Linked DNA regions of Homo sapiens: region 2 is linked to region 1. Evidence: read pairs that join two places in POLR2A ChIA-PET (ENCODE). Cell type or tissue: Panc1. All regions are shown on one strand. Region 1 overlaps TTC7B (tetratricopeptide repeat domain 7B). Region 2 overlaps DGLUCY (D-glutamate cyclase).

Region 1 (2,500 bases):
AATCCACCTGCCTCGGCCTCCCAAAGTGCTGGGATTACAGGCATGAGCCACCGCACCTGGCCAATAATAATAATTTTTCTTTCTTTCATTTTGGATAATTTCTATTGCTATGTCTTCAAGTTCACTAATCTTTTCTTTTGCAATGTCTAATCTGCCATTAATCACATCCAGTGTACTTTTCATATCAGACATGGTAGTTTTCATCTCTAGAAATTTGATGTAGGTCTATTTTTACCATCCACGTCTTTACTAAACTTTCTGAAATAAGGAATACGGTTCTAATAACTTTCAATGGCCCTCCAGCCTAGGTTCTCAATATTCATTTTCTTTCCAGTTAGCACCAATGTTGTTTATGCAATTGAAAATAATCAATAAGTAGCCTCTCTCTAGTGTGAACTGTTATAACCTCTTGACATTTTCATTGGAAGAGAATATAAATAAAATGAACAAATTCACCATTTGCCAGAATAGTTCCAAAGCTACTCAAAAGCAAATCGCAGATTTGGAAGCATTACCTTCCCAAATATGCTTTAAGTGCTCACTTGCGCAAAATTAAAACCACCAAAAACAACACAAAGAGATAGATCATTTCATAGTCTGCCTTCTGCTTATATGAAAAGCAAGAATACTGTGCAAGTTGATATCAGGGATTTAATATTTAAAAAACTAATTCCCCAGAGTATGTCAAAGGGTCAGGAAAAATTGAGTGTACTTTTAGGCATTTTGTACTGCTTCAGGCTGGACTCTGACCACTAATGCTCATGAAAATGACCAAGGCTCTCAGAGACCTGCCAAGCCAGTGAATCAAAGAAAGGCCAAATCCAGTTCAACATAATTTTACTATCATCTATATTTTATCATGTTCTTAAAATACTTGAAAACCAATCATCTAGGGCAGCAATCCACAGTCATGTATGGTCAGTAAGAAGATTCAAACCAGCTACACAACTTAATCCTCCACAGTGAGGAGAAACTAGTGTTTCCTGTGGGTTCATGTTCTAATTAGGCAGGTATGTGGACACTCAAAGTCTCAGCTGGCAAATTGATTCCTAGCAATAAGTCCATTCTTGAGCAGAAGGCCCTTTAAGGTATTAAATTAATTAAGTATTGTTCCTTTCCCTCTCCCACATGCTATGGCATTTATTCCATGTACACATTTATTCCATGGACACATCTCAGAGCAATGGCAGAGTCTTGATTTATCACAGTGAGTTTGTGCCTATGCAGCTCAGTTCCAGAAAATTTAGCTCTCTGTCAGAAGCTATTTACAGGCCCTCTGGACTGGTCTATAAATTTTCGAGTGTCCAGGATCATATCAACACTGTCTGAGAAGCAGAGTCCTGAGGTCATGGACAAAATTGGTCCCCATTAAAATGTCAGATGATGTACTGTCAATTTGGGAAGCTATCATCAATAATGTTTTTACTTATTTTCTTTTTTCCAGAGACATGCCTGACAAAAATAAGTGAAAAGCAGACTTGAAAAACAGTGGTATGACAGCAATGCCTAGTAAACATCTCAATAAGATCTACATCTCCAAAGTTAAAGTGATGTACAAAAAGGGTGGAAATTCAGTGCTTTCTCACCAACCATGACCAGCTGTAAAGCATGAGTGCTAAAAGTGGCTGACTGAGTTGTGTGATTTAAAGAACAATGAATTGCCACGCAACCCAAAATTTATCTCCCTGCCACACAAGAGCGCTCCCACAGATAAACTCACTTCTGAAATGCCCTTTCTAAGAAGAGTAACACCTTTTACTTTATTTTTAAGAGATAGGGTTTTACTCTGTCTACCAGGCTGCAGTACAGTGGCATAATCACAGCTCACTGCAGCCTTGAATTCCTGGGCTCAAAGCAATCCTCCCGCCTCAGCCTCCTGAGTAGCTGGGACTACAGGTGCATGCCACCACACCTTGCTAATTTCTTTTTATTTATTTTTTTATTTTTTATTTTTTATTTTTATTTTTTGTAGAGACAGTGTCTCACTGTGTTGTCCAAGCTGGTCTCAAACTCCTGACCTCAAGAGATGCTCCTGCCTTGGCCTCCCAAAGTGTTGGGATTATAGACATGAGCCACTGGCCCCAGCCTAGGTAACACATTTTAAATAAATTAATGATGATAAAATTATAATTACACTTGCTTTCAAACCCCTTCCATGTGCCTGTTTGGTCCTGTTCAATAGGTACTATTCTCCTCTCTATCTCGTGGGAAAAGAATAAGAGTCTCAGAAAAGTTAAGTGACTTGCCCAAGGTCCATGCAGGAGTCAGAAGTGGAAGCCCCTTATAAGGGAGCCCATTAGCTGGGGCCAATGCATCTGCTCTGGGTAATGTCCTAGAGGGGCAACAAGGACTGCTGAGTGCACAGGGTGGAGTGTGGAAAGCAAAGGTGCTAGACAGAAGCCAGCAGACCAATGGGACATCACACGGGGAGGGGTGCTGGGCAGCTAGCTGAGTAGCAGGCTGAGGACCCTCTATACTTTTAAAAGCTCAAACATGCCCA
Region 2 (2,500 bases), 370 kb after region 1:
CCAGGACAGGCAAACAACTCTGCTCCACAGGGTCATTCAGGAACCCAGCTTCCTCCATCTTGTTGCTCCCTTTTCTGCATAGTCAAAAGTGACTCAACATCACCTTCACCTTCTGTTCCTGCCTGTAGTGCGAAGAGGGGAGGAATTAGAGGGCAAACAGCTCCCTTCTAAATGATATACCTCAGAGTTGTACATATCCTTTCACTCATATTCCCTGACCCACTCTGTTTCCCTGACCAAATTTCCCAGGCTTTTCTACCTTGATCTGACCTTGTCTTTCTGGACCTTTGGTACCACTGTGCTCCCATACCTGAAGACTCTTTCTCACTGCAGTGCTACTCTTTCTAAGTTCCCACCCTACTTTGCTAGACATTTTTTTTCCATTTCCTTCAAAGAGACCTCCTGTTCCACTCACTCCCTAAATATCCTCTGGGTCTCTGTGTTCCACCCACAGCCCTTCCTGCCTTTTGCCCTCTCCCTCGGTGTGATGGCTTAATGTTGAGTGTCAACTGGATTGGATTGAAGGATGTAAAGTCTTGTTCCTGTGAGGGTGTTGCCAAAAGGAGATTAACATTTGAGTCAGTGAACTGGGAGAGGCAGACCCGCCCTCAGTCTGGGTGGGCACCATATAATCAGCTGCCAGCTCATCTAGGACAAAAGCAGGCAGAGGAACATGGAAGGACTAGACTGGCTGAGTCTTTCAGTCTTCATCTTTCTCCCGTGCTGGATGCTTCCTGCCCTCAAACATCTGACTCCAAGTTCTTCAGCTTTGGACTCTTGGACTTACACCAGTGGTTTGCCAGGGGCTCTCAGGGCTTTGGCCTGAGACTGAAGGCTGCATTGTTGGCTTCCCTACTTTTGAGGTTTTGGGACTTGGATTGGCTTCCCTGCTCCTCGGCTTGCAGACAGCCTATTGTGGGACTTAACCTTGTGATGGTGTGAGTCAATACTCCTTAATAAACTCCTCGTCATGTTAGTCCTGTCCCATCTAGAGAACCCTGACTAATACACTTAGTGTCCTCAGCCACGCAAAAGCTGATGACTCGCAGCTCTCCCTCCTCCGGGCAGGTGTCCTTCCTGACTTCTGGTGCTGAATGTCCACCCTGTCATGGACCTCTGCCTGGGGCTGTCTCACAGGCTCCTCCTACTTAGCATTCTAAAACCAAATTCCTCATCAGTCTCTTCTTGTATTTATTTTCATGAATGGCACAGTTAGCTAGTTGCCCATCCCAGGAAAAAGAAATCTGATAATTATTATTATTATTGTTTTTTGAGATGGAGTTTCACTCTTGTCACCCAGGCTGCAGTGCAATCACGCTATCTCAGCTCACTGCAACCTGCAGCCTCTACCTCCTGGGTCCAAGCCATTCTCCTGCCTCAGCCTCCTGAGTAGCAGGGATTACAGGCACCCACCACCGCGCCTGGCTAATTTTTGTATTTTTAGTAGAGACAGCATTTCACCATGTTGGCCAGGCTGGTCTTGAACTCTGTCCTCAGGTGAGCCACCTGCCTCAGCCTCCCAAAGTGCTGGGATTACAGGCATGAGCCACCCCACCTGGCCCTGATAATTATTTGTGATTCCTTTCTTTCGTTGCACCTTTTGCATACATTCAATCAGGTATCAGGTTCTGGCAAGTCTACCTCTTCCAGTTCCTCAAATCAGCCCTTCCTCTCATTCTCTCACTTTGGGGAAAGCCTGGATTGCTTCTCAAATACTTACGACAGAGGGTCTCTGAGGGATGTTCTTCTTCACATTCATCCTCCACCAAGTGCTGCCTGTTCAGGGGATCCTCCTACCCTTAGTGCTCCTGGGGCTCTTAGATGAAGCTCATACTCCTTCAGGTTATGCACATGCTCCCTCCCAAGCATCTCTTTGTCTATCTTCCCAGCCCCTCTCCCTCTTTACCCCAGGTGTGCCAACCACTCACACTGTCACCTACAGAGACTTCTTCAGCCTTTCTCCTAGTGCTGATTTCCAGCTGTCTGTCAAAGCTCATGCAATGTCTCCCAGGCCATACCTGCCTGACACTGTCAACACAGTTTTCCTTGCCTCTTCCTCATTAGCAGCTCCAGTGCTTAAGCACATTTCCCGACACACAGAAAGTGCTCTGTAAATGGCAAAAGAGTGAACTGTATGGCTCTTTCCATGTCCTACTCCACCTCCAATCATGCTACCTGCTCTGTACCTAAGCTTCTGAGAAGACCCTCCTCTCCTGTGGGGATGTCTGTAACTCTTTCTTCAAGAAATAATATTTTTGGCTGGGCGCAGTGGCTCACGCCTGTAATCTCAGCACGTTGGGAGGCCGAGGTGGGTGGATCACCTGAAATCAGGAGTTCGAGACCAGCCTGGCCAACATGGTGAAACCCTATCTCTACTAAAAATACAAAAATTAGCCAGATGTGGTGGCGATCGCGCCACTGCACTCCAGCCTGGGTGACAGAGTGAGACTCCATCTCAAAAATAATAATAATAATAATAATAATAATAATAATAATAATA

The links. Peaks named below come from ENCODE experiments on the same cell type or tissue, not always from the same donor. Only the 100,000 strongest peaks of a DNase experiment are listed, where the experiment ranks them.
Region 2: POLR2A ChIA-PET joins it to region 1 with 5 read pairs; 2 of 35 experiments call an interaction of 5 or more read pairs at or near these places.

Annotation. Positions count from the first base shown.
Region 1 is chr14:90,749,643-90,752,142 of GRCh38, forward strand. The region is part of intron 3 of TTC7B (tetratricopeptide repeat domain 7B); the gene reads right to left. Among named protein-coding and RNA genes, the nearest start is that of TTC7B-AS2, 54 kb to the left of the region's middle. In Panc1, no CTCF peak of the experiment used is centred here; no DNase peak of the experiment used is centred here.
Region 2 is chr14:91,119,150-91,121,649 of GRCh38, forward strand. The region is part of intron 1 of DGLUCY (D-glutamate cyclase); the gene reads left to right. Among named protein-coding and RNA genes, the nearest start is that of SNORA11B, 6.0 kb to the right of the region's middle. RefSeq lists an enhancer at 196-1,395. In Panc1, no CTCF peak of the experiment used is centred here; a DNase peak (open chromatin) is centred at 972.